Linked DNA regions of Mus musculus: region 1 is linked to region 2. The links are chromatin loops, found by intact Hi-C in ENCODE. Cell type or tissue: heart. All regions are shown on one strand. Links, peaks and the distances in the headings refer to the core of each region. The heading gives the core; the rest is flanking DNA. Region 1 overlaps Wdfy4 (WD repeat and FYVE domain containing 4). Region 2 holds the start of Gm25498 (a small nucleolar RNA gene).

What was found. Hi-C counts contacts between places; a loop is a spot of excess contacts. Peaks named below come from ENCODE experiments on the same cell type or tissue, not always from the same donor. Only the 100,000 strongest peaks of a DNase experiment are listed, where the experiment ranks them.
Region 1: a loop joins it to region 2, with 9 times the contacts of the local background. A loop is called at or near these places in 15 of 42 quality-filtered maps.

Annotation. Positions count from the first base shown.
Region 1 is chr14:33,142,356-33,151,351 of GRCm38, forward strand. It overlaps Wdfy4 (WD repeat and FYVE domain containing 4), which reads right to left. Exons shown (of 59, transcript NM_001146022.2): 7 at 7,127-7,316; 8 at 4,586-4,743; 9 at 2,587-3,039; 10 at 1-77. Among named protein-coding and RNA genes, the nearest start is that of Wdfy4, 38 kb to the right of the region's middle. In heart, for the core only: a CTCF peak has its summit at 4,145 (motif pointing right); no DNase peak of the experiment used is centred there; H3K4me3 peaks cover 477 bases; H3K27me3 peaks cover 1,079 bases.
Region 2 is chr14:33,200,871-33,209,866 of GRCm38, forward strand. Gm25498 (a small nucleolar RNA gene) reads left to right here and starts at 6,282; the gene lies at 6,282-6,410. In heart, for the core only: CTCF peaks have their summits at 4,975 (motif pointing left) and 6,341 (motif pointing right); no DNase peak of the experiment used is centred there; H3K4me3 peaks cover 378 bases; H3K27ac peaks cover 256 bases; H3K27me3 peaks cover 320 bases.

The sequences.
Region 1 (8,996 bases), core at 316-8,315, 59 kb before region 2:
TGTGACCACAGTGCTCAGCATCACGTAGGTGAGTTCCCTCTCAGGATCCTGCACATCAGGGCTGCACTCTTTGTTTCCTGCCACATTTAAGAATCGATACATATCAGTACTACGTCTGCATGGTACAATCCACAATCTCCTTCTCCTTTGGGGTCCTACCTTCCTAAGGCCAACGGGAGTGCAGTCGTCCCATTAGAAGGGAGCATACACCTCAATTCTGAAGATACAACCTGGAAAACCTTAACCTCACTGGTTCTCCAGCTTGAGCACATCAGAAATCTGAACATCCAAAAGACTGTGGAGCCCCTTGCTCAGGTCTCCTGGGTTAGACTTTGAATGAGACCAGGTAATTCTTGTATTTAACATGGCCCCAGGTGAAGCCGATGAGCCTGTTGCAACAGCCCCTCTGAAAGAAGCACTCTCCTCTTGACGCCAAATCAGCCCTGACCTTCCCCTTATAACCTGGCACTCATGTCTAGAAGGAACAACTGCCAGCTCCTTAGCTAAGAAGCAACTCAAGGGAATCTGGAACAGACAGACAGACCACTAGATCCTTGAGGCCCAAACCAGGCTGCTTAATCCACCTCTGATACCCAAGGCTGCAGAAGTACCAAGACAAATTGAGAATTTAGCTTTGATTTGGAGCATTAAGAACAAGTAAATGAACGAGAACAAGAAGAATTTATTTACCAGACACAGCGTGCGTAAGAATCAATAGGTCACATTTAAAAATTCAAACCGCAAAGGAAAACTGGAAACATTAGCTCACAGAAAAAGCTAAACTCTTCTGGGAATGGTCATAAGCCTGGGGTCAGATCGAAAAGTGGATCCGACATTAAGTTGTTGAAAGGCATCGTCTGTCTAGGGTGCTGTGTGCTGACTCCCCTGTAAACACAAGGAAACCAAGGGAGCTGCTGTGTTAACTTCATGCAGAAGAGGATTGGAGGCAAGAAGTTAGCTATGGTTGGAACGCTTCCCCCAAAGCCCTGTGCTGGGAATGTAATCTCTAACTCACATGGTAATGGTATTTGCAGGTACATCCTTGGGACATAATTGGCATTGGATGACATCATGAGGAGAAGTACATAAACTGGCAGAATTGCTCTGTCTCACTGAGCAATGCTCTTTGCTGTATTGTACTAGAGCAACAAGACCTTCTCCATATGCTGGCACCATGACACTGGACTCCCCAACCTCCAGAACCATAAGCCAAATAAACTTCTATTTGGGAAGATAGCTCGGTGGTAGCTCATTGGACTGCAAGTAAACTTCTATTCTTTATAAATTTTCTAGTCTGCAGTCTGTTACTATAACTACTTTGTTATAGTAACAAGAAAACAGTCCAAAACTACCAAGCAAGAGAAAAAAGTACAGAGCCACCTACTTCCACGGCTTGGTTTCTCTAAAGGCCTAGACAGAGGAAAGTATGCTGGAAGCACATTGTCCTAAGTCCTCACCCTATTTGCAAACATTCTGGGTTGGACACAGTTCCTTCCGGAACTCCTGAAGGTGCCTAGGCTCAACCACCCTCAGAGCAATATTGAAATGATAGTGTTAATGTGTGCAGGAATTCCTGGACACCTGTTATGTGCCACACCCAACAGTGGGTGCCTTTCTCTTCGTTCCTATGGGGCCTGTGTCATAGCCACTGTCGTTTTACAGGGGAGAAAATGGTCTCATAGAAGTGAGGTGACAGCATAAGACTGCCCTGCTTACAGCACAGCTATGTTTCCAGCTGAGGCTGACAAGCTCCCACATTATCATGCTCTCCCTCATCTTCTTCCTTACAAGAAGCAGAAAACAGACACGTTAGCAGTGTTGACTAAAGTCTGGAGCAGAATTCCAAAAGCATTTGGTGGATGGGAGGAGCTCCCAGGCCTGCCCCGCCAGTGCAGCAAAAGGGAAGGAGAGAAGGGAAAGGCATGGAGGCATAAGGTAGGCAGCTAGATCCCTGTGTCCTGCTGCCCCACCTCCAGGCTGGTCTCCCAAGGGCAGCAGGAAGTGACAGAGTTGAGCAAACCAAGAGGAACAGGGGAAAGAGACTTTGTGCCTTGTTTCTATTTGAAAAATCACAGGAGGTGAGGATCTCAAAGCTCCTCGCAAAGTGTGGGGCACAGTAAAGCAGGTGTATAGGCCATTTGGAATGAGAGGCATGCTGGGTCAGCAGGACTCTGGAACCCCACTCTGAGAGTTCCACAAGGTGGGAGACCACAAGGTCATACTTCAGCAAACCCCACAAGCACCTTCAAAGCCTAGGTCTCTGCAGGCCCCCAGTACCCCTTTGCTTTACTGAGGGATCACAGTCCCCTGGTGGGTTTCATCTCTATACCCAGGGAGGAGTAACTTAAGAATTCCTTGAGTCCATTCCTGGAGTTCACATAAAGTGGTGTCTGTCCCTCTCATCTCTGGGGAAGACTTGGAGACTCTGCCTGTTTTTTGTGAAGCTATAACCCCAGAGCTCTTTTGTCTATCCACCACAATATGAGCCACACGTTCGCACTCTCCGTTACCCTGCAAGGTGGTCAGATTGGCCCAGCCTGGATAGCAATGACCTCAGCCCATTTGCCCACCCCTCTGAAGTCACACCTGACTTCCTCATGATCTTGGCCTGTTTCCGCAGCTGGGCCAGCAGCAGACCTAGTAGTCCCGAGTCCCGGAAGATGTCTGTGAAGAGCCGGTCACTGGCTGTGATCCTGAGGATGCTCCGCAAGGCCACGAGGGTACAGGAGAGCTCCGAGCTCTCCTTGATCAGACGCTGCACCTTAGCCAGGACCTCGTGGGGCACATAGAGCAGCTTGAACACCAGAGTCTCCAACAGCTGGAAAAAGTGCTCCTGCACTGGGGTTGGCTTCAGGGGAATGATCTCTGCAAACTGTGAGATGGGTTGCAGGGTCCACTCCAGCAGGAAGAAATTGCGAGGATTCCAGGCCCACATGGTCTTGATGGCCAAAAGCACTTGAATGCAAAGGACAGAGTCACTGGCTCTGTGGAAAAGATTCTGCAGGACCTGGAAGGCCTGGAGATTCTTAACAGTCACTCCTGGGGAGGAAAAGCAAGAGTTCTGCAAGTTAGCTCCCTGCCGGCCTGTCTAGAAATGCATCCTTGAGCTCTCACAAGGACTCAGCATGTAATGATTCTCTTTTTTAGTTCCTGTAAGTGCACATCTTAGACATCTAGAAATCTTCAGCAACTATGATGGGGGGGTGGGGGGTTGGAAAGGGCTGCATCTGCATTCCAAAGATTGGCAACTGACTAAGCGTTCCAGTCATGACTACTCTGAACCAAAGCGTGCTCGTGAGGGCAGGAGCCACACAGGATTTCCAAGGGGCAGCACGGGGAAAGAAGGAAGCAAGAGTCTCACTAACTGCTCTGTTTGTGGCTACACCTTAAGCATTCCTTGAGGATTTGGGGTCTATTGAGGTAGATAAACATATGTTATCAGAAATAATCCAACCAGTTTCTTCTTGCTAAAATCGAGATAGATGATTGGTCCACCTTATATTTCCACAGAACAAAGCTGGACCAGGAGATTTGGGGTTTATCAACTAGAATCAAGTGATGCTGTAGATGGCTGTTCTAAGTCAGATTTCCATCTAGACAGCGGAAAGGATGCACCTTCATTGCCCACTCCGGCTTTCTCTTCTACCCTTATTGTCTCTCACCCCAGAATACCTGGTTCAAAGCTCCTGCCTGTATGTATTTCTGCCTTGGATTTGCTAAAACTTTGAGGCTCTCTGCTGCCAGCCATCTCTGATCCTCTTTGTCTAGATTCTGCCTAACACTCTTCTCTAGCTGGTGCTTGCAGCGTTACAGCTCCTGCCTCTTCCCACAGCTCCTAACTTCCTACCCTAGCTAGCATCTCGAGATCCACCCAGCTGTCTCAGACCACTGTTTCTTCCCCACTTGGTACTTTGTGCCTTTAAACTCTTCCCTCTCCTTTCAACCTAGACGACTCACACTTAGCCTTTAAAAATTCCCTCAGCAGGATGTCTGTGCAGGGTTTCCTGACAGACCCACTCGAGGCAAGGCATGTGCCAGTCAAGCAGCCTGTGGTTTGATATATGTGTGACAGTCTCTGAGGAAGGATTTTAGAGCTGACACTAGTAGTTCACATTAGCACCCAGTAGGGGGCAGAGCACCTGCTGCTCAGAAAGCATCAGTGTGCCCACTGGTATTCTCAGTTCATGTTCAGCATCCTAGGAAGAAAATCCACTGACTCTGAGCCTAGGTGGCTGAGTCAGGCTCATCTGTTTCTATTACACAAGCAGATGGTACAGGCTAAGTCACCCCTAGACAGGGGTGGAATTCCAGAGGCTGCCTCCCTTACTTGATAAGGGTTTAGCCTCTGTTAAGCAATATTTCCTCCACTTGCCACACAAAATGAGCTTTTTTGTGTGCAAAGCTGAAATTGCACAGGTGGAAAGTAGATTAAGGGAAGATCTAATATCCACGGGTCTAGGTCATGTCTCCAAAGGTCAGAAGCATCAGACCTTGTGACAAATGCAAATGGACTCAGAGACCAGCATAGCCTGGTCAGGACATCATACTGGCTCTCCAGTTACCTGGAGACACAGTGAGGACCCACCAGAAGCCTCCTGATGGAACTTGAAGCCTTCAAGCTGAGGATAAGTGACGCTGTCAAACACCTTCAGCTCTGACCTCCCACAGGTTGTCAGCCACATCACCAGCTCGATGAGCTCCTCCAGATGGGGCTCCACCACACCCTGGGTCAGCCCGTTATACCTGCAGGACAAACAGGGTCAGCTCCTGGATGGAACAGCTATGTGTGTGTACAGTGCTCCTCCCAGAGGCCAGAAGAGGATGCTAGAGCTCCCCAAACTGAAGTTACTGGTGGTTGTAAGCCACCATGTAGGTGTTTGGGACTGAAACTAGTCCTCCACAAAAGCAAAGGCTCTTAACCACTGAGTCATCTCTCTGACCCCCAAAAGTTCCCTCTCATCATGTGTGTACTCTGTAACTTCCATTGCCATTCGTCATCTGTGGCCTCCAAACAGCAACTGGAACTTGGGTGTAGGTTGTTTGATAAAGTGCTTGTCTCGTATTCAGAGGGACCTGGTTTGGATCCCTAATACTGCATAGGACCAGTCGTGGTGACGTTTACCCATAATCTTAGAATTCGAAAGGTGTGTACAGGAGTATCGAGATCATTCTTGATAATATAGAGAGCTTGAGACCATCCTGAGTTATGTGAGTTACATGAGACCTTATCAAAATAAAATATAAAATAAAATAAATGACATTTCTAAACACACACACTGAGAAAGAGAGAGAGATCAGCAAAGAATTCCAGAAATTAAAAAAAAAATCATGCTTTAAACTAATTTGTTATAATATGGCTACATATATAAATATTGAATTTTGCTATTAACTATTGTTATTAGCCTCTTACTGTACCCAATTTACAAGTTCAACATTGACTATCAGTATGTGTGTATCAGATTCTGTAAGATTTGTATTGCAGATGCCCACTGGAGCTCTTCAGAGCAGACCACTCTCTGTCAGTAAGCAGAGACTGCTGCACAGAGGAACCTGTGAAAGACCACAGCTCTGTTTAGAGGAAGGCTGCTTTCCGTGGCTGGACTCCCAAAAGGCACGAATTTAAGGGGCTCACAGAGCAAAGGGCACCCCCAGAATGGAAGATTCGATATTTCCTAGAAGGAAAAAGAAAACTCAGACCGCATGGGGAAGATGTGCATTTCTGTAGTCTTCCTCACACCTAGCCTGTGGTGGACATGTGCATTTCTGTCATCTTTCTCATGCCTCGCCTATGGCTGATACCTCCAGAGTTTATCTGATACTTTGCTCTGCTTACAGGGCAGAGGGGCCCCGGAGTCTCTGTCCAGATCTTGCCTTCTCAGATCAGGAGTGAATGAAGCATGGCTCCTGGGAAGGCAGACAAGAAGGGATTGAGCCGAGCAGCCGCTTCCTCACACTGGTTTCCCCTTCTGTCTTCTATAAGAAACCTAATGCCCATCCATCGACCAGAAGAAACTTGTAGAAAATGCTACCCAGGGCACCACAGTGGTCACAGTCATCTGGCCACTAGCCAGGCTGCTTACTGTGCAGTGATAGTATATACCCAAAGAAACACTTATTCTTAGCACCCTTTTGAAGGATGCCTCCTTTGAAAGAGACTCTGCATCGACAGCCTTCAGCTTCTCTCATCCAAACCATCTCCAGTGTATCTGAGGCATTCGGTCATGCCTCATGCATCTGTGAAAGACATCGCTAAGGTCCACTCCATTGAGGAGAAGCCAAGCAAAGTCCAAAGGAATGTGCCTAGCCTTGCCCTGAAGCAGCTTCCCCAACTTCAGTGAAAGAGTTTGGGCCACAAAAGGATTTCTTTTATTTCCATCTAGTGCCCATGCTAATACCTAGGCACCCATCCCCTGAATACAATAAGCCTGAATAAAAATTTGGTCCAGCCCCAGATACACAGTGTCTTTTCCACAATTCATGGGTCTGAGAGAGACCTTCAGATGAGAGTTGATCTCAGAAACTACAAGCAGAGGGCAGACATGTGAAGTAGGAAATGCCAAAGGAAGGAAACTTGCTGAAATGCATTCCCAAACTGGCGTTTCCCTAGACGACGGTACTTAGCCCTTCTGTGATGGTGTACTTAGTCCTTATGGTGGCTTTGCGATGGTGTGGAGCAGAAGCAGTCAAAGGACAGCTTTATTGGGTGGTTACCTATCAGTTCTGACAGTGCTGGAGAGCTAAGGTTGGCGCACGGTTCCCACACAGCCCTCCAAACACTGAGGTAGGGTAAAAGCCATCTGATCGCAGAAAGATTCTGAGAGGCACATGAGCTTTACGAGGTGGAACACGCTGGTGGTGTTTGCCACTTGGTGGACTTGATGGAGTGGCTATTATGGTCACTCATTGATTCCCTAAAGAAGGCCTTCCTACATCTATCTGCATGTTCAGTTACTGCTACCAGGAAGGGGGTCTTACTAGCCATGCATGCTCTTAGGAGCCTTGAATTTCATAAGACATGCTTAAACACTCTTGCTATCTCTCTTCCACCAAAGCAGCAAGATGATTCTGGGCCCCACAGCTTGAGGGATGCTGTTTCTCTCCCCTCTCACCAGGCCCCACAACTTACCGCAGCAGTACCTTGAGGAGAAGAGGGTAGCCCTCCCCGTTCTCAAACTCCAGGAGCAGCGCAGAGGAGATGGGGTAGGAGTCTCTCACAAAGTTCAGGATGAGGCTCACAGCCTCGCTCACCTCCGGCGCGGGGAGAGTGTCTGCCAACTTGGAGAGGTTCTGAACTGAGAGCCGGACACAGTCTGCAGCTGTGGGAGGGGAAGCACAGCCCTGCTGAGCCAGGAAGCAGGGGTTTCTGCTGCTGCTCTCCGCTCTCCCCACCATCTACTTCCACTTGAACTTGCACAGCAAGACTTGCGGGAGAATAATTTGAGGCTACTTTCTGTAGGCTCTTAGATTCAAGAATCGAATCCCTGCGAGAGGTGCCATCCTGAGAGCAGCTGACATGGGTGGGGGTGGGGCAGCCTCTTAGCTCCTCCTTTCTAGAATGTAAGAGAGCCCCGCCCCTGAACCCGGGCTCTAGATACTGAGATGTCATGTAAGGCCAGAGCACTGGGGAGAGCCTTAAGAAGCATCATGGAGCCAAGCATGGAAAGTTGAGAAAAAAAAAAAAATCAGCTTGCGGAGCAGTCCTAGGAAGGAACAGTGGGTGAGTGCAGCAGAGGGGATGTTTCAGAAACTCAAGAAGCCAGGGCACTCAAGCAGAGGCCGGAGCTGTGGGGAAAGGAGAAGGTGGGCTCTATTCATGAAAAACCTGCCATCCTTCCTCCCTTCCTCCTTCCCATTCTCTCTCTCTCTCCCTCTCTCCCTCTCTCTCTCTCTCTCTCTCTCCCTCGTCACCTGGAATGGTGGGAAGTCAAAGAAAGATACAAGTCAGAAGAGGGATGCCCTCAGACTGGAGACTCTTTTAAGTGGCAGGAAAGTTACAAAAGTGGGAACCAAGAGGATGCAAGATCAGCTGTGAAGGACTCAGAAGAGCCTGAAGTGAGCCCTTTGAGCCCCATGGTGTCTCCTCCAGGGACTGATTTACAGTAAGAAAAGAATCATGTGGTGCTTTCTCAATTCTAACTAGTAGATTAAAAGAAGACAGATCACAGGGCATGTATTTGTGAACATGCAGGTGATAATGGCAGCTCAGAAACCCAGCTATACAGAGCCCATTCTGAGGCATCAACCAAAGAAGAGAAATGTTGTGTTCCAAGATGGCTGCTGTGCTCACCCAGGAGAGCTGAGATGTTGGGCAGGGGGGAATGGGAGGTGAGTAGAGATAAACACGAGCCTTAACATGTCCTTTTTAAAGCTGTGCAGCCTCAGAGGTCTCCATGCTTATCTGAAGCATTATCTGGGTCCTGAAGTGGCAGTGGATGCTAAGGAGGACCCCTGAGGTAGCTAATGTGATTGACTCACAGAACATTTCATTTTGAATAAAACCCAAGTGTCGGATGAGATGCAGAGGCCAAGTGCTGTAGACTAGAGGCACTGCATGTATGTCATGTATGTATTCATGTGTGTCTTGTATGTATGCATGTATGTCAGTATGTGTGCACATGTGTTATGTATGTGTACATGTGTGTCAAGTATGTATGTATGCATATATGTCAACACTCCCTGGAAACCAAGGCAATGCAAGGCAAGCAACACTATCATTCTGCCCGCCTTATAAATGAGGCAGACAGAATAGTTCAATGGCTATGGATCACTCCGCAGAGCTGGAACCCACGGAGTCTCTACATGCTCCCTAACACAGGCACTAAGATGCAGGAGTCAGACATCTTCTTGTTTAGAAACAGTTTGTCAAGATCTTCTACCAGTCTTGAGCTCCACTTTCCCCATCCCAACATCTGTCTCCAAGAAGCTAGTGATGTAATGAGCAAGCCGGCCCCACGTGCTGTCTGTGTGGGGGTCCGCAGGTGGTAAATGAGTCCCCT
Region 2 (8,996 bases), core at 665-8,664:
GTATACTATCATATCATCTTTGAATAGCAATACTTTGATTTCTCCCTTTCCAGTTTATATCTCCTTGGCCTCCTTCAATTGTTTTATTGCTCTGGCCAGCACTTTAAGTACTGTGTTGAATAGATATGGAGAGAGTCTGCAGTCTTGTCTTGTTCCTGATTTTAGTGGAATTGCTTTGAGTTTCCCTCCATTTAATTTGTTAGCTATAGGCTTGCTGTAAGTTATATTTATTGTGTTTAAGTATGTCCCTTGTATTTCTGATCACTCCAAGACTTTAATTATGAAAGGGTGTTGGACTTTATCAAAGGCTTTTTTAGCATCTGATGAGATGATCACATTTTTCCCTTTCAGTTTATGTATCTGGCAAACTACAATAACAGAATTTTGTGTGTTGAACCGTCCCTGCATCTCTCGGATGAAGCCTAGTTGATCACGGTGGATCATCTTTCTTATGTGTTCTTAGGTTTAGTTTGTGAGTGTTTTGTTGAGTATTTTTCTATCAATGTTCATGAGGGAAACTGTTCCATAATTCTCTCTGTTGAATATTTGTATGGTTTGGGTACCACTGTGACTGTGACCTCAAAAAATGATTTGGATAATGTCCCTTAATGTTGTTTTGTGGAATAACTTAACAAGTACTGGTATTAGGACACCTTTGAAAATCCAGTAGAATTCCGAGCTAAAACTGTCTGGATATGATTTGTTGTTGTTTTTGTTGTTGTTTTTGTTGTTGTTATTATGAAACATTTAATGATGATTTCTATTTCCTTGGAGATTATAGGTATATTTAAATTGTCTATCTGGTCTGAATTCCTAGTTACCTGGATATTTGAATTCTTGGTGTCTTAAATTTTTTAGATACAACATTTTCTTTGACAGATGTATCAATTTCTTCTATCATATCTTTTAAGCCCGACACACTGTCTTCTGTCTCTTGCATCCTGATGCTGATGCTTGCTTCTGTGGTCCCTGTTTGCTTGCCTGCATTTTCCATCTTCGGAATTCCCTCAGTTTGTGTTTTCTTTATCACTTCTATTTCCATTTTCAGGCCTTGAATGGTTTTATTCATTTCCCTCACCTGTTTACTTGTTTTTCTTGACTTTCTTTAAGAGATTTCTTCATATATTCCAACTGCTTGTTTGTGTTTTCCTGGATTTCTTTAAGATATTTATTCATTTCCTCTTTAAGGTTTTAAGGTCATTTCTTGTGCTTGAGCTGTGTTGGGATATTCATGGCTTGCTGGACTTTGGTGGTGCCATGTTGCCTCGGCTGCGGTTGATGGTGTTCTTACACTGGCATCTCGGCATCTGGGTCTAGGATGAGTACAGGTCTAGGTGCTGATTTCTGAGTTTGTCTTGTTGGATGGGTGTTTTGTTTCTTGGTTTCTGTTTCCTCTTTTGTCTTCTGGTCTCTGTGTTCTCTATTTCTGGTGGCCAGTATGACCTCTGGTTCAGCAGGGAATCTCAGTCAGAGTTGAGGGATGGACTTGTGGCAGAGTGTGGCCGTTAGTCATCATGTGTGCCTCTCTGTTCTGATTGTCATGGCCTGCACCCGAGCAGTGAGTGGATATCCTCCTGCCCATGTAAGGACGGAGGCACAAGGGGGTGGGGGTGGGGGTGGGGACAGGTCTCAGAGGGGTGGGTGGGTCTTTGGGATCCTAACTGATGGCATGAGAGGGTTCTAAGGGCAGGAGGTCCTCCTTCCTGTTCTTCTGGCTGACAGGAATAATTTTAAATGTAATAAGAATGGTGCCATGACAGCTCTTACTACATGTACACACTAGGTTGGGGTGGGTGTACTAGAGTGGATTCACTCGGTAGTATTCTGTTAAACTTTTTATTTAAAAGACTTATCATTGGCCACGGGCCACACCCAACCCTCGCTGGGAAAGCATGGCAGAAGTGAGCAAGCAGGTGATGGAGAGATGGAAAAGGAAGAGAAGCCAAGTGGTTTGTGCATTGTGAAGAGAGGCACAACTGGAGACTTGAAGGCAGTCGCTGCTTGTGCTCCTTGGGAAATGGTGAATGACACTGTTCACCAATAGAGCCAGTAACAAACCCAAGTGCCAGTGGGCCTGTGCTTTCTTTTTTTTGAGAAAACCCATCACTGTGTGAATGTCTGTGACTCCCAGAGCTACGTCCTAGCCCAGGAAGAAGAGCGGCCCCTGCAGAGTGGAGATTACAGCTGACTCAACATGCCCTGCTGTTTGCTTCCTGCCGTTGGCCTATCTGCTCAGGTCTCTAGCTGCTCATGGTGCTGTTCAACCACAGACTGGACGACTCGATGCTGAATTACAGTCTCTCTGGGCTGTGTTTAACCTTGGCGAGGGATTTATTTCCTTTGGACTCTTTGGGTTGAACTAACATTTAATCATCCTACCTTTTAAAAGAAAATGTCATTGCTGATGCAGTTCTGGTGGGCAGAAGACACCCAAAGCCCTCGGTGATGAGAAAGTGTGTGATGGAGAGATGGGAGGGAAAGAGAAGTGAAATGGTTTGTGCATTCTGAAGAGAGGCGAAACTAGAGACAAGAAAGTGGTGAGGAACATCCTGATGTGAATATCCCCCCCTGCCCCCCCCCTACCACCAGAGACCATGGTGATGCCCTGGCCTGTGCTGCAGCTCAGAGCCTTGGCCCTGCCTCTCACCTGGGCAGTGCGGGAGAGCTGGCCCTGAGGGTATGAGGGCAGGAGATGAAGTGGATGAGGTTTAGCTGGGGCAAACACGTGAAGGACCATTTAGCAGACTCAGACGCAGGTGAAAGACTAAGGCAGACTTGTGAAGGAACGTTTCACTGAAGCAGACACAGGGTGATCTGCTAAAGCAAGCATGTGAGAGGACACGTGCTAAAAGATTCTTTGCCAATGGCATGCATATGTTTGCCCACCTTACACTGAGCAGTTGCGCTACATTTGTCTGAACTCTAGAGGAGAGAAACTCACCAGAAAACTTCTGGTGGTATGCAGCAGTTTTTTTGCCGCTTCCGAGGACTTGGGCTGATTGGCAGAGTGATGTCAGACTCATGTGCTGACGCAAGACCCGTGAAGGACACGTGATGTTTGGAGAGAATATAAAAAGGACTCGACAGACGGTGACGGGAGCTGAGTTTGGCTTCCTTATAGAGCTAGCTATGCAACACTTGTGGGTCTGGAGGCTTTGCTTCATTGAGAGACACAGCCGAGAACTTCTGCTGACTCGTCCCGAGGTGGAGGCCTGGCTGTAGTGCTAGGTAGTGCCACCGCTGCTGATTCAGTGTTTGCTATCCCAACTCTACCAAACTAGACTGCTGGTATACGTATCCGTGGGGTGTTTGCAAGTGGATCGAGCTGCCGCTGCTGAACTGTGAACTAAACTGCAGATTTCCAGACAACACAGACTGGAGTTGCTCCAAAGAGCCTTCCTAAACAGGTCCACTTCCCCCAGTATCCTTTCTCTCCCACTGCCTCTGGTGGGTGGTGGGTTAAAAGGGAGGTTAAAGCGTTTAAGGACCATCACTGAAAAAAGGAGAGCTGGCCCTGGTGGCACAGGTGCAGGAGAGCTGGCAGGCAGACCAACTCAGCTTCCACGAAGATCCAGGGCTCTGAGTTGGCCCTCCCCAGCATCTACCCCATCCATGAGCTGCTGGAGTGTGTGAAGGGGCAGGTCTTGCAGATCCGAAGCTGGAGGATCTACGCAGGGCAACAACAGGATATCAAAGAGGAGTTCTGGTGAGGGCACATATGTATTGATGGTGTAGCAGAAGCCGGAGGCCTCAACCAGACCAATGACACATTGCAATGAACATTGGCAAGTAGAGCTATGTGGGTGAAAGGGTATACTATGTAACACACCGTAGCTTCTGTGGTGGTGAGATTCTGTTGTTGTTGTTGTTGTTGTTGTTGTTTATTGTGTCCTGTGAGGAGGAGGGTGCAAGGGCAGAGGGCAGATATGGAGGGACAAGGTGATTGGGTTGCATGATGTGAAATTCACAAAGAATCAATTAAAAATTTTAGAAAATACTTACAATTGCCAAACATGGCAGTAATTACATGTGTAACCTCACCACTCACGAGGCTGAGGCAGGAGAATCAGAAGTTCGAGGGTGTGTGTATGACTGTATGCATAAACGCTTGTGTGTCTGTGGTGTGGTGGTGTGTCAATTTTTTTGTGACATATGTAGACTTAAGCTTGTTTGTCTGAGTGACAATTGTGTGCAGGGCCCATAAGGGCAAGAAGAGGACACTGACTGTCCTTGAATTGGAATCCCTGGCAGTTGTCAGCCTCCTGATGTGGGCACTGGAACCCAAAAGCTTCCCAATAACAAGTGTTCCTAACCACTGGGCCGTCTCGCCAGCCTCAGACTGGAATGACTTCCTATGTCTAAGACAAGTGCAAACCTGGTCACACTCTGGCTCATTCTCTGCTCATTAAGAAGCTTCGGATCTCACGTTCACCCAGGGCCTCCTCACGCTATGCCAGTCAGCCTGAGCGTCAGACACAGAGCCCTCCAAAGCGTAGGTTACCCAACCTCCAACTCTGCCTGAGATGGGCACTACCCACATTGCCTCTGACACACAGTAAGACAGGACAACACTTCTCCAGTTCCGCTTCTCCCCACCGCCTCAGGATCATCCTTCCACGGCCTCTGTTTTAGAGTTTCTACTGCGAAGCACTGACAGAGGAGAGCGGAGGCCAAAGCTGCTGCCTGGACCAGAGAGGGAAAAGTGAAAAGCTGACTGCGCCCTAAGTGTGCACCCTCCATCACTAGCAGGGGCGGGAGCGGCGGGGGCCGCGGAGTGAGCCCAGGAAACACAAACACACCACACAAACACACACACGCGCGCGCGCGCGCACAGCCACACACACACACACACACACACACACACACACACACACACACACACACACACACCCTAACACCCTAAGTAGCATGCTGAGGGCGCCATCTTGTGTCCATAATTGCCAATTACAATCAATATTGTTTAGTATGTCAATTAGTTGCTTTTTCCCTTTCTTTATAACTTCCTTTTTTAGCCTACACATACTTTGTTAGATATTATTATGATGGTATTCAATAAAGTGTGTCTTTTGTGATTCTCCTTATCCCATCCCCCTCCCACTCCTCTGATACTGTCTCTTCATGCCCTGGGTCCTTTTGCCCCCTCCCATCCTTCATCACAAACATCGCTCCCTCCTGGTCTTCTTCAAGGCTTTTAGATTCCATCCAAATGTATACCTGTTACACATAAATACATCACAGACTAGGATTTTTTTTTCTTTCTGAGTTTTGGTTACCATATACTTTGCAGATCCATCCATTTCCTGAACATCTCATCTTTACAGTTTCCCTCACAGATGCACAGTGTTGTTTTTAGTTAGCAGGCAAGATCTGAGCTTCGCTATGATGTTTTTATGCAGTATAACATTGTAACTAACTCTATTAGCTATTCCACTTTCTTGCCCTGCTGAGCAGTCTCCTTACTATGAGATAGTAGAGTCAATACAGAGGAAGAAAGAGTAGAGCCAAATTACTTGTAGTTAATACACACTCTGCACATCAGAGGGAAAGCGACATATTTTGCCTTCCCCACCCCACTTCTCATCCCTTCTTTTACATTTGCATTATATGTCATGCATATATGTAAATTCCATGTCTATATAAAATATTCATATGCATATATATGCATAAGAGAGAAAGTATGCTATTTGTCTTTCTGAATCTGTCTTATTATTTATTATAATTTCCATATCTGCCCATTTTTCTGCAAAGGTTATGATCTTAGTTTGTGTGTGTGTGTGTGTGTGTGTGTGTGTGTGTGTGTGTGTGTGTGATTGTGGCAGTGGGGCATGTGTGAGCCATGACTACACGTGTGGAGGTCAGAGTTCAGCTCTTGGAAGTCCATTTTCCCCTTTTGCTTTGTTTTGCCTGCTGTGCTGGTAGCTCAGGCTGGCCTGCCATCTCCAGGCCATCTTTCTGGTTCCACCTCCCTTAGTGACTTAGGAAAGCTGAGATTACAGAGGAAAACCAAAAACCCTGGCGTCTGGCTCTTTTACGTGAGTTCCAGAGATCAGCTCATGTCCTGGGGCTGTACAAGGAGCACACTTGTCACTGAAGCCCTCTCCCCAGCCCACAACTCCACCTTACAGCTGAATAAAATCCCTTTGTCAACTCAGGGCACATGTCTCACATTATCTCTACCCATTCATCTGTTGGTGGACATCTAGGCTCCATGTCCCATTGCTGGGACAAAACACCGGACAGGAATCAATTTAAAGAAGGGATGGGGGGGGGGGGGAGGATGTCCAGTCCCTAGAGGCATTGCAGGTGTGGCTGCTGTGTCACAAGTTCGTCAGTAGGTGGCAGTGAGGAGACAGGCTCTTTCTGCACTACAGTGTTCTGACCTGTGAACAAATGATTAGTACCTTAACATTTCCTGAAAACAGTGAGCCTGAAACCACCATCAGTCTCATGCCAGGAAGGCTCAGACAGGCTCCCAGGATGGGGAGCCAGCCTGAGATCACCACCAGCCCTCCTCCACACAGGCCTAGGGGACTATGCCAAGACGACCCTGCTAGCTTGCATTATGGCCTGGTGCCATAGTACATGAGCAGGGTATAGCACTTCTGAGACCACTCCTGAGATGACTCCAGACACCCACTAAAATGAGCCAATAAGTGATGAAGAGATGGAAGAGAAAGAGAAACAGAAGGAGGTGCATACAATGAAGAGAGGCAGAACTGGAGACTCGAGGGTAGTGAGGGACAGTCTGATGTGAGTAGCCAGTGATCCCACCTGGAGCCATGGTGGGGGCCTGGCCTGTGCTGCCAGGGGACCATTTCTGGGTCTGTAGGTCTGCAGCAGCAGGAGTCTGTTACCACCAAAAGCCAGATGGATGTCGCTGGTCTGGGCTGCTGCCCAGGGACTTGTCACTGTCTGAGGGCTGTGCAGAACCAGCCTCATCCCTCACATGGGCATTGTGGGAGAGCTGAACTCACACCTGACCTGCTGCAGTACTTGGGAGAGTGAGCCCTGTACATTGTGGGGGTTTCAGTTGATCCAGCCTGAGGATATGAGCATGCGAGAACTGGCCCTACCACCTGCCTTCCATGCAGTGGTGTGGATGAGCTGAGCAAGAGAAACCCTCTTCCCCTCTCTCCCTCCCTGCTCTTTCTCTCCCCCGCCCCACTGGTGGCAGACCAGAGACCTGACCTTGAGGTCATGAGAGCTGTCCCTGCCCCTTGCCATCTGCAGCACTTGGGAGAGTAGGTCACTCATCTGTCATGCAGTGACACAGGTGAGCTAGAGATGTCCCCTTCTCACTCTTTGCCACCTACAGCAGGCAGAGGAGCTTGCCCCGTGTCATCAGAGTGGGAGAGCAGGCCCTGCCCCTCACCTGGTGCAGTACAGTAGAGCTGGCTCTGGATGTGGGTTGAGGGTGAGCCAGCCTGACGCGAGAGTGTAGGAGAACCAACCCTGTCTCTTGTCTGCAGTAAGGTACCATCAGTAATGAAGAGAGCCTCTCCCTCTTGCTTTTGCCCTGACACTGGAAGTGACTGTGATAGTCGGCCCTGAAGGGGTCAGAGGGCAGGAGAGCTGTCCCTGCTCCTCGACTGTTACAGCACTCAGGAGAGCTGTCCCTGCACCTCGTCTGTGCAGCACGTTAGAGCTGGCCTTGGTTGCAGGGTTTGCCTGTGACCCAGCCTCAGGGCATGAGGGTGGGAGGGCCAGTGGGCTGACCAACTCAGATAGATGCCTCTCAGACCTAGGTCCAGGGCTTTGAATTGGCTCATTCCAACACCTACCCCATCAATGAACTGCTGGGGTGCATGAAGGGTCGGTCCTACAGATCCAAAACTACAGGATCTCCATGACACAGGACAAGAACAGGATATCCGAGAGGAGTACCAGTGAGGTGCCAGTATTGTTAGTGTCGCAGAAGCCAGAGACCATTGAGTCACTGCAATGAACATTTACAAGCAAACTAGTGTGAACAAAAGGGTATACTGTGAGACACACTGTGACACACTGCAGCCTCCACCATGATTTTTTTTTTCTCTGTTGGAGTGGGAGTTTGTAGGGGTGAAGGGTGAGGACAAGGGGGGGGGGGAATGAGTGGGATTGGAGTGCATGACATGAAATTCACGAGAACTAGTAAAATGTTAGGGGAAGAAGTAAGGAAGAGTTACTGGGTCTATTTCGGCCATCAGTCTGAAGTCAGGGAGAGGTGAGGGCACGGTCCACTTTGTGTATATAGTTAGTTAGGTTGCAGAGAGATTTGCACACTGACGTTGCTCTAGGTTTCTGCTTCACCACTCAGTTAAACATTCTGGAAATGTCCTTTCCAACAAGTGTGTCTCCTGAGCCCATTATAAAGCCAGTTAGGTTGGCAATGGGGTTGACTCTGGCACAGGTTTTGGCCATAGTGAATAGTGTCTCAGTTAACACTCTGAGGTGTCTCAGGAGGATAGCTGGGTCACACGGTAGCTGTATCTTCTTCATTTCCATAATGGCAGCACCGCTTCACACTCCCGCCAGCAGTGACTACGGGCCCTGCATCCTCTCCAGCGGGTTCTTTTCCTGATGATAGCCATCCTGACTAAAGTGAGTTAGAATCTCAAAACTGTTTCAATTTGGATTTCTCTGGTGGTTGAACCTTTTAAAATATTCATCAAATGATAGTATATTGTCTAGTTGATTTTATATTTAGTTTTTAAAGTCCTTTATTTGTTCTGGATACTGAGCGCTGTCAGATGTGTAGCGGGGAAAGGATTTCTCCCCATCCCTTCGACTGCCTTTTCCCTCTGCCGATTGCCAATTGCTTCCTTCACTCTGCAGAAGCTCAATACAATAATTTTACACAGTTTATCATCAGTTCTTGGGATCCATTCCTCTGCTGCAGCGTCCTTCTCAGACAGCCCTCACCTATGCCTACATATTGAAATGTTTCTTCTGCTTTCCTCCAGCAGTCTCAGAGTTCCAGGTCTTCTGTTAAGGTTGAAGTTGGGTTTTGTGTGGGA